Regions from separate parts of the Homo sapiens genome. Here region 1 is linked to region 2. The links are chromatin contacts, found by POLR2A ChIA-PET in ENCODE. All regions are on one chromosome and are shown on one strand. The core of a region is the stretch at or near the end of the contact, and the rest is flanking DNA. Distances in the headings are between cores, read along the strand shown. Region 1 overlaps RBM19 (RNA binding motif protein 19). Region 2 holds the start of SLC8B1 (solute carrier family 8 member B1).

Region 1 (5,622 bases), core at 2,252-4,751, 600 kb after region 2:
AAAGGCTCCTCCCCCAACCAAGAAACTAACACAATTTACCCAACAAGAGAGACTCCATGGTGTGGCCCTTTGTACTTAAAACCCAACTTTCAAACAAAGCTGGAGGAAAAAGTACCACTAATGGTGAGAACGAAAGCTATGCAAGGCAGCTAAGACTTCAGGTCCTGGACCAGAACTTCAATGGAGATGAAAACCATGACCTTCAGCAGTGAATGATATTTCCACCCAGCTGGCCCTCCTTGGCATTTGACATCTTGGAGATTAAAGGAGAAAGGAAAGAACACTGATGAGATCCCCTGCCATGACCAGGCATGTGGTTGAATACCCTGAGTACAGTCTCACTCATGACCACAGCAGCCACATCACAGAAAACAGGGGGCCCAAGGAGAGTTCTGTAGGCTGCTGCATCTGTACCCGAAATCTCAGGCACCTTCTGGTTGGTGAGACAGGTTCATGGAAGACTGGAAAAAAATTTTATAGAGAAAAGCATAGTGGGGATGATGGTGACCAGGAGGGCTCATGGCCAGTTTAAAGGACAGCCCCTTCTTGGCACTGGCCAATTGACGGAAAGGTCAACCTAGCATGGCCAGAATTCAGATCTATTAAGAGAAGTAGGAAATCCAGCTTTACAGAGGAAATCCCATGGTTTTTAAATCTTGGCAACTTAATGGCAAGTGACTTTTGAATTAGGCAGTAGTCAGCAAGTACACCAGCTCATTGAAACCTCAGTGCTCTGCTCCCTGCATCTGGCCTGCCCCAGAGCACTGGCAAAGATGCCCTTCCCTCTTTCTGTCTCAAGGTCCCAGAACCCAGCCAGTGCCCGGCGTGGCATTCCAGGAGTTCCCAGTCTCACAAGGGTAATAACCCGGGGAGCCCAGAACCCCTCAGCATGGCTGGAGTTGACTCCACCCTGCCTCCCTGGTCTATGAGCAGTGGCTGGTGTGCTGCAAAGGGCATCTTTAAATGCCCAGGCACCTGCCCAAGGGGGTGTGATGTTTGGGTTTAGTAACACAGCTGAGACCAGTAATGGGCAGATCCCTTCCCTGGCAGATCAGCTGCCCTTAGCCCCAGCCCAGGAAGAACAAGAGGGAACTGTGAGGAAGGTGAAGACCTATTATCTGGGTGTGCAGTTGGCCTGGCATGGGGCTCACCTGGCATCTCCAACCTCCCATAAGTCAGCCTCTTACCCTCCCCTTCGGGAGGAACACCCAGCTTAAATGAAAGATGTGCTCAAAGGGGTCTGCCTTTCCTCCAGCAGCGCAGGCTCTGGCTGACCCCGGAGACGTCCGTTCTTTCCCTGAACCTTGAGTTCATAGCAACAACCGCCCTACACCTGAAACTTCACCCTGGATCCTAGAAGAACTAACAGTTCAAGGGCATCATGGTCTTTAGAGATCTGCCGGAGAAGGGGGCCTGGAAAAGACGAGGAGGGCAGGCCCAGTCCCAGCCCTGCCACAACCTAGCTGCATGGCCCTGGGTGAGTGACTTCACTGCTGTCTCTGCACCCTTACCTATAAAATAGAGCTTATTAAAACCACCTCTCCCCTAATACCAAAAATACATACACAAACAAAAACCCCAAAGTCATGCTCATTTGTAGGAAAATTGGTAAACAGAACAGTGAGTGACTGTAAACTCAATTACCAAATTTTAAAAGGACGATAATGTAATAATTATGACGAAGAATGCAAAATCTACATTTGAAGTTTAAATGAATTGTAAATTAATGTGAGTATATTGTATAGGATGTATTGTATAGGTTGTTTCAAAACCCAGCAAAGTGCAGGTGTATACAGACCACTGGCAAAGATAATGGCCCTTCCCCCTCTCTCCCACAAGGCCCCAGAACCCAGCTAGTCCCCAGCATGGCATTCCAGGAGTTCCCAAGTCTTATAAGGGCAACAACCTGGAGGGCCCAGCAGCCCTCAGCATGGCCTCCCAGGTCCATGAGCTGTGGCTGGTGTGCTTCGAAGGGGGAAGAGTTGTTATCTTTGCCAGCAGTCCTCATACACCTGCGCTTTGCTGGGCTGTTTAGAAATGCAAGTATCCACTATTTCCTCCACATGCCAGGCCATGGCTCTGTTACCCCTCACCTCACCTGGACAACTGAAGAGACTCCCTGCTGCTGTGCCCTCTGCCCCTCTCCCTGGCTCGCCACCTTCCCTGACTTCATCCCTCACCCTTTTCCCTTCTCTCCCGTCACCTCCGTTCCAAACGCACTGGTCTCTTTTCTGATGGCCGAGCCTGCCAAGCCCCCTTCCTACCACAGGGCCTTTGCACCTGCTGGCCTCTGCCTGTTCTGCTGGTCTGCTGCTTTCCCAGGCCTGGCTCCTTCTCACACAGCCTCCCCACAGGGAGCTCATCCTGTCCACTCTAGTTAAAGCAGTCTCCAGCCTGGGCCCAACCACTCGCTGTTCCATTCTTCTGCTTTCTTCTTTTCAGAGCCCTGTCCTATTCCATCATCACTGTATTGAGCAGTTTGCTCCTCTATCTGTGCTCCCCAACTACACAGGGAGCTCGAGACAGGACCCAGTCTGACTCAGTTGGCACTGAATCTCCAGCACTGGGCTCAGAACAGATCTACTTGTGGGCGATGAGTCTGTTGGGCACTCAGCATGTGCCTAGAACACAGCGATCATGAAATAGCCCTTATTGTGATCGAGAAGAGCTGTGAGGTCTTAGGTAAGAGCACAGGCCTCAGAGTTGATGGCTTCAGGTCATATCCCGGCTCTCTCCACATGTGTGACCTTGCTCAAGTCATGCAAACTCTCTGTGCTTCCTTCTTTCCATCTAAAAAGGGGCTGGCCATCATGGTGCCTACTTGCAGGACGATGATGAGAATGAATGCAGAGCAGGCTGCAAGACCTGAGCCTGGGCCTGCAGCGAGCACTGGGAGAGAACAGTTTCGTTCTTAATATTACCCTTGCTACCCACACTGCCCAGCAGGCCTTGCTGAGAGAGAAATCCAGGGGAAAATGTTGGAAATCCCTAACCCTGGGAGAGATAAGACAACCCAGTGTGGGGAGCCCTCGGCCCTCCCTCTCCTTCTCCCTGCAGGGTAAGCTGCTGGCTTCAGGCTCCCAGGAAGGCCAGCCAGTGCCAGGCGTCCGAGTCCACAGCTGGGCACCCTTGCCAGCCAGCTACTGCTCCCCGAGTCACCAGGCCAGGCTGTGTCCAGAGAGGCGTGGAGACAGCCAGGAGCCAAGGCCATGAAGCCAAAGGTCATTTTAAAAAGCACTTCTGCTGCTGGCCCCAAGTTGGGAGACAAAAGAAAGATGGGAAAGAAAAAAATAAGGTATTGTGAAACTCAAACAGATGTTTGCCAACAAAAACACCAGGAACCAGAAAAAGAGGGAAGAAGTGAGAAAGGAATCAGGGCTAGGCCTGGGGGCGGGGGAGTTGGGGGAAGGATCTAAAAGCAAGGTGGGCTGGAGGGGGTTGGGAGAGGCAGGGGAACTGTGCTTCCATCTGTAGTTAGCACAATCAAATCCAGTCACGCATCGCCACATGGGGCTTTATTATAATCAGGCCACAGAATTTACTGCGGCCTCCTCCCCTTTCCCGGCTCTCGGCGCTGGAGCTGACAGCAAAGACTGTTATCAGTTGCAAGCAGCTTTTCAGGACCTCCCCCCACTCTGAGCCCTTTATCTGGAGGTGAGGGTCTTGGTTGTGGGGAGATAAAACACGCTGTCCCCCTCCCTCGAGACTGGTACAGAGAACAGGAGAGCTTTGCAGAAAGGAAGGGGGTAAAATAAAAAAAAAAAGGTATGTCCACTCCCCTCCTACTCTTCTTCCTTGGGAGCCTGAGAAAATCCAGGGCTTTGTGGGCTGGCTGAGTCCCCCCAGCCCTCGTTGTCCTCGTACAACGGGGGAGTCGGGGATTTGGTGAAGCTTCAGGAACAATGCAAAGAGGGTGGGGGTGGGGGAGGAGCAGGTGAAAAGAACAGCACCCGCCAGGAGGGGCTGTGCATGTGCTGCGTGCAGTGAGGGCAGGAGGAGGCCCTGGAGATCAGCTCTGTGGGAATTCACCGATGACGCGGGACACAGCGGGGCTTGGAATTAGCACAGACACGCACAACTTCCCGGGCCAAAGGAGGCCCAGCGGCCGGGCTCTAAGGCCTTCTTTGTGTGAGTCATGGTCAGGCCCTGGAAAGCAGCCCCTCTGGGAGGTAGGGGCTGTTGGACACATGCTCAAACCTACAATGTAGACCCAGGAAGCAGGGGGACCCGCGGGCAGGGGGTGGGAAAACACTCTGACCGTAAACCACAGCATGCTATCTCCGTGATGCACCCTGTGCTGTGATGCAGACATTTCTGTACTCAGGGCCCACTTCTATTACTACTTGTGACATCTCACTTGTCCCCCAACAGCTCTATTGTCCTCCACAGCTCAAAAGTTCCTGGGGAAGGGGGTCTGTGCATCTGTGTGGTGTCCATCTTGATCACCCAGCTCGGCTGCTGGCTTGGGGCTGGTGCCCATGGTGAGTTAAAGACTATCCACTGTGCCATATTTTTCTAAATTTTAATTTAATTTTTGAGATAGGGTCTTGCTCTGTCACCCAGGCTGAGTGTAGTGGTGCAATCTCGGCTCACTGCAGCCTCCATCTTCCAGGCTCAAGTGATCCTCCAACCTCAGCCTCCTGAGTAGCTGGGACTACAAGGCATGCACCACTACGCCCAGCTAATTTTTGTATTTTTTGTAGAAATAGGGTTTTGCCATGCTGTCCAGGCTTGTCTTGAACTTCTGGACTCGAGTGATCCTCCTGCCTCAGCCTCCCAAGATGCACTGTGATTTATATTGCTCAGTCACCAACAGCAGCGGAAGACTGGTGATGTGCATGTGACATCCCACCACGCCCTCAGAGGGCGGGGCGGATATCATGCCCGTTTTACAGATATGGAAACTGAGCCTCAGAGAGGCAGGTGGCTTGGCCAGTCACAGAATGGCTGCTTACTGGAAATCTCAGGGCCATTTCCCCAGGGGCTCTAGGCCTCACATGATGAGGATGCCAAGGACTTAGAACCATGCCTAGCATGGCATAACTGCTGCTTTTGCTCTTGGGTTCACTCACACACACTTCCTGATCACTATCAGCCACTGGGGCACGTTCATGGGTGCTAGGATACTGCCGTGAGCAAGGTGAATGGGGTCTCGGCATGTGGAGTGGCCATTCCAGGGGCAGAGTCCGACAGAGCAACACCGGGGAAAGGAACCATTCATGACACAATTCCAGGAAGTGATAAGCATTTGAAATAAAATAAAGGGCCATTTGTGAGAGTGGGGACAAATGGGAGCCCCCTCTATTATTTTGATTGATGGTGTTATTGTCACCACTGTGTTCTGAGGCTGGGCTAACAACGAAAACCAAACGTTCAAACCTAACTAAGCTTCTACTGTGTGCCAGAGCCTTGGGACACAAAGACAAATATGACCCGGCCTCATCTTTCGAAGGAACAGAGAGGCAGATTCTCATGCATTCCCTCACTCCCTTGACACCTGTGAACCGAGCTTCCCTATGCCTGGGCCCCCCGGGGTGCTGGGTACCGGGCAGTGAAGGAGACAGCCCCATTCCCTGCCTTCACGGCTCAAAGTCTGGCTGAGATAGGAAACAAATACAAGTA
Region 2 (5,278 bases), core at 1-2,500:
CCACCATGCCCAGCTAATTTTTGTATTTTTAACGGAGACGGGGTTTCGCCATGTTGGCCAGGCTGGTCTGGAACTCCTAGCCTCAAGTGATCTGCCGGCCTTGACCTCTCAAAGTGCTGGGACTACAGGCGTGAGCCACCACACCCAGCAGAGGAATTCCAGAACCTGCCCAAGGTCACACAGCAAGAGGGTCACAGAGCCCACAGCCCCTCCGACAGGGAACTTAAGGGCAAGAAGGAAGTTGAGTTGCTCAAAGACCGCGGGTTAGCAGTGGGGCCGGGCTGGTCACCACCATGTGCCTCTTCCCTCAAGACCAGGGCCAAAATGGCTTCAATATATTTCAAAGGAATTAAACTGGAAAAACAAAAGTCCTCAGCAAACTAAATTTCCTGTTTTGGCTTTTTCATGTGTTCTACGATGAGTATGTCTTATTTTTGCAATCAGGAAACCAAACCCCATAAAAACGTTTTTTTCTTTAAGTCTGCGCAGGTGTTTCTCAATGTACTGGCAGCCTGAGGGGAGGGAGAGGAGGTAGGGAGGGGAAGAGAGGTCAGAAAGGCGCCTGTCCCAGCCAGGTTCCTTACCTGTCCACGGAAGACACGGCCCTTCCTCTTCTATGGTTCTCCCGAACCCCTCCAACTGGAGTCCGAGTTACTCTATTTGGCACCAAGTTCAAACAGGACACCCCTGGTTTCAAATTCGTCTCGGCCACTTACTATCTGTGTGGCCTTAAGGAAGTCACTTCACCTCTCTGGGCCTCTTATTCCTCATGTGTGAAATGGACACAAATGCTGGCCGACGCGGTATACAATAAGAGCTCAATAAATGTTCGCGTCCCTGATGTCCCCAACACCTGAAGATCAGCATGCGTCTCGTCTCTCTTTGCTGCCGATTTATTTTACTGATTCACTAGTGAGCATTTATTGAGCGCCTTCTGTACGCGTGGGCCGATGCCCAGCGCTCGGATGGTCGCCGACCTGCTAAGGGACAGGGGCGGGAAATCGGGGCTGCGCTTCCCAGGAAAGAGACCTCAGGAACATCTCCGTGCTCCGTTTCCCGTCCGGACGGAGGCTGAGAAGTCGAACTCGGGGCGCCCGGGTCCTCCGGCCGTGCGGGGAGGCGGCTCTTTCTTACCTCGGGCCGGGCCTGGGACCAGCAAACTCCGAACCTCGACCTCGCAGGGCCTCGCAGCCTTCCAGGTCCCTGGCCGCCGGACCGACCTTGCGCCAGCGAAGCCGCCAGTCCGGGTGCCCCGCCTGCTGCAGCGTCCGGGCCCCTACTCTTCCCGTCCGGGCCCGCCCCGGCTCGCCCCGCCCCGGTCTCGGCCACGCCCTCAGGACACGCCCCCTCGGGGCTCGCCCCGCCCCTGCCCTTAAAGGTACAGCTCCCGGGGAGCTTCGTAGGGTCTTCCCACTCTCCACCGTCCTCTCCCTCCGCTTTGAAACTGAGATACAAGCCGATGGGTAAGGACTGCAGGAAGCCGGAGAGGGACATTTAGAGGGTGAAACTAGGAGGTTCATTTCCCGAGGGTAGAGGAACCAGAGGGTGTCAAGCTGCTCCTGGTAATGAATGGTGACAAAGAGGTTTGGGAAAATCCCAGGTGGAGAAAGCCCCACCCTGCCCAGGAAAGTTCTCGCGGTTTCACTGAAATCCTTCTGAGATCCTAATTGGGTTCAACATTCCCCTCTAGTAGCATAGCTTTTTTTTTTTAATTTAAATTTTAATTTTTTAAGCCAGGGTCTCACTCTATCGCCCAGGCTGGAATGCAGTAGCAGCTGTCACGGCTCACTAAAGCCTCGACCTCCGAGGCTCAAGCAATCCTCCCACCTCGGCCTCCCAAGTAGCTGGGACTGCAGGCAAGTGCCATCATGCCCGGCTAATTTTGTTCATTTTTTGTAAAATGTTCTTACTATGTTGGTCAAACTGGTCACGAACTCCTGGGCTTATATAATCCTCCCGCCTCAGCCTCCCACGTAGCTGAGACCACAGGTGTGTGCCACCAAACCAGGCTAGTTTTTAAAATTTTTTATAGAGACGAGGTCTCTATATGTTGCCCAAGTTGGTCTCAAACTCCTGGTCTCAAGCGATCCTTCTGCCTCTGCCTCCCAAAGTGTCAGAGCTGTGTAAACCAGAGCAACTCCATCTCGAGTGGGGCTGGGTAAAATGAGGCTGAGACCTACTGGGCTGCATTCCCAGACGGTTAAGGCATTCTAAGTCACAGGTTGAGATAGAAGGTGGGCACAAGATACAGGTTATCATAAAGACCTTGCTGATAAAACAGGTTGCAGTAAAGGAGCCAGCCCAAACCCACCAAAACCAAGATGGTGACAAGAATGACCTCTGGTTGTCCTCACTGCTGCACTCCCATCAGCGCCATGGCAGTTTACAAATGCCATGGCAACGTCAGGAAGTTACCCTATATGGTCTAAAAAGGGGAAACATAGATAATCCACCCCTTGTTTAGCATATCATCAAGAAATAACCATAAAAATGGGCAACCAGCAGCCCTCAGGGCTGTTCTGCCTATGGAGTAGCCATTCTTTTATTCCTTTACTTTCTCAATAAACTTGCTTTCACTTTACTCTATGGAATCACCCTGAATTCGTTCTTGCGCGAGATCCAAGAACCCTATCTTAGGGTCTGGATCAGGACCCCTTTCCTGTAACAAAAGTGCTTGGATTACAGGTGTGAGCCACCATGCCCACCTTTTTATCTAATATTTAAAATTTGTATTTAATTTTTTCCCTTTTCTTTTTGCTAATCTCTGTATTGTTCCAATTTTAGTATATGTGCTGCCGAAGGGGGCACATAGCATCGTTTTTAAAAGAAGGTGGCAAACAAATCAAGACCGAGGAGTTAGTGATCTGCTGATGGATGTACCAGTATCTCCCCCTATTTCCAGTTTCCCAGCCTCCTGGGGAAGCTCTGTTCATCCTGCCTTTTCTTCTGTTGGGGGGATGGGGGAATGGGAGGAGGCAGGCATGGGGCCTGGACCTGGGGTCCTTAAGGCTGGAGTGTGTCCTCCCAGGCCACTCCTGCCTGCAGCCCCACTTCTGCCATTAGCATGCATCTAGTCACCCCATCTCTTATCCTTACGGTAGGACCTGCTTCCTCGTCATGGGCAGGACCCAGGCCCAACGCCAAGCCTGGCATTCAAGGCCCTTCAGCATCCAGCCCTAGCACACCTTTCTGAAATCGTCTTTCACCCCTACCTCCACCTCCTGCCCAGTAGTGCTCCCTGTTCCCTGAACGTATCGGCCTCTTGCTCACAGCCACCTGCCTCTGCTCCTTCCGAGCCCCCTGCCCTGATGACACCCTATCTCTTTTCCACCTGACAAACTCTTACTCATGTTGTCAGGCTCAGCTCAGAGGTCACCGCCACTAGGGGGTCTTCCACCCTCCCCCCAACCCCTCCACATGGCCACAGGGCTCCCCACCTTCAGAGCACACCTCTAATTCCCACCTCTGGGCAGGTGACATTGTGATCTGGAGCATGATGTGTTTGGAATCGCAGAACATCAGGTTTCTGTAGGACCTTCTATAAACACTTAGAGCCTCTCTTTGAGCCTCAGTTTCCCCCTTGGTGAAATGGGAGTGATACTAGTACCAACCTCCTGAGGTCCTTCCAGATGTTTTTCCTTATCTTTTTTGAGACAGGGTCTCCTTCTGTCACCCAGGCTAGAATGCAGTGGTGTGATCTTGGCTCACTGCATCCTTGACCTCCTGGGCTCAAGCGATCCTCCCGCCTCAGCTTCCCAAGTAGCTGTGACTACAGTCGTGTGCCACCATGCCTGGCTCGTTTTGTTCATTTTTTGTAGAGACAGGGTGTCACTATGTTGCCCAGGCTGGTCCTGAACTCCTGGGCTCATGCAATCCCCCCACCTTGGCCTCCCAAATTGCTGTGATTACAGGCATGAGCCACCATGCCTAGCTGAAATAGGACACTGTGAAGAGCCCCAAACCCCATGCTGGATGCTGAGTCAACACTCCCTCAGTGGAAGGGTTTGTTGTCCCCATTAATTATTCCATTGTTGGCTGGGCGTGGTGGTTCGCACCTGTAATCCCAGCACTTTGGGAGGCTGAGGTGGGCAGATCACCCGAAGTCAGGAGTTCAACACCAGCCTGGCCAACATGGCAAAAACCCGTCTCTACTAAAAATACAAAAATTAGCCAGGCATGTGGCACAAGCCCACAATCTCAGTTACTTGGGAGGCTGAGGCACGAGAATTGTTTGAACCTGGAAGGTGGAGGCTGCAGTGAGCCCAGATCATGCCACTGCACTCCAGCCTGGGTGACAGTGAGACTCCATCTCAAAGAAAAATAAAAAATAAAAATTATTCCATTGTTACAACAATGCATTAACTTACCTTTCCATGTCCCCCACAGGCTGGGAGCACCTCGAAGCAGCACCAGGCCAGGTTCATCCCCATGTCCAGGCTGCCAGCACAGGGGCGTTCACAGTAGTGTCTGTGTGTCACAATCTCCAAGCCTGCTCCGGGGTCATCCTACTCCGGGGTCAGCTTTTCCCCAGGTCATCTGCTGCTTGAGAAGTAACTCCAGAATTGCTGAGTTTGAAGTCCTCCTTCCCCAAGGGGCCTGACCCTGGTAGCTAGGGTGAGGCTTAGATATCACCATTCTAGGTCAGCAGAGCAGGTGGGTTACTACCTCCCTGTCTCCCAGGACTGGGGTAGAGCAGGAAGCAAGGGGTGTTGGGGGAGAGTATGAGTATCTGTTGAGAGACTCCTGGAAAGATCCAGGCGGGGAGAGGAACCCCTGGGGACAGAGAAGAAAGATAGATGGGGCCTGGGATAGCCCCTGGTTCACCCCTGCTCTGGTAGACAGTGGTTAGGGTTAGGGCCTATTCCCCAGGCTGAGAAAGGCCATTTTGACATGTTAGGAGCAGACTTAGAAGTCATCCAGATCCGAGCTCAAATCCCAGCTCTGCCATTTACTGGCTATTTGGCCCTGGACCAGTTATTTTGTCTTTTTGAGTCTCAGTTCCTTACCTGGAAAATGGGGATGAAAACAGCACCTATAGGGCCCACTCATCAGGCTATAGTGAGGATTGAGATTTTATATGTCGGCTGGGCACAGTGGTTCACACCTGTAATTCAGCACTTTGGGAGGCTGAAGTGGGAGGATTGCTTGAGGCCAGGAGTTCGAGACCAGCCTGGGCAACATAGCAAGACCCTGTCTCTACTATTATAATTTTAAAGAACAAGGAGATTATATAATAAAACCCATAGCATAGTGCCTGGCACTTGTTAAAGTTGAATAA

What was found. ChIA-PET counts read pairs that join two places held with the same protein, here RNA polymerase II (POLR2A).
Region 1: POLR2A ChIA-PET joins it to region 2 with 11 read pairs in WTC11. The contact joins the enhancer-like site here to the promoter of SLC8B1 in region 2. POLR2A ChIA-PET finds 5 or more read pairs at or near these places in 5 of 52 experiments (A673, OCI-LY7, RWPE1 and 2 more).

What each region holds. Positions count from the first base shown.
Region 1 is chr12:113,929,435-113,935,056 of GRCh38, forward strand. The region is part of intron 16 of RBM19 (RNA binding motif protein 19); the gene reads right to left. Among named protein-coding and RNA genes, the nearest start is that of RBM19, 34 kb to the right of the region's middle. RefSeq lists enhancers at 1,916-2,599, 2,600-3,283, 2,887-4,817, 3,533-3,677, a silencer at 3,540-3,718 and a cis regulatory region at 3,596-3,613. Within about 2 kb of position 3,502, at least 5 of the 41 ENCODE cell types and tissues checked have a DNase peak (open chromatin) inside an H3K27ac peak, as active enhancers do.
Region 2 is chr12:113,333,859-113,339,136 of GRCh38, forward strand. It overlaps SLC8B1 (solute carrier family 8 member B1), which reads right to left and starts at 1,251. Exons shown (of 16, transcript NM_001358345.2): 1 at 585-1,251. RefSeq lists a silencer at 1,172-1,461.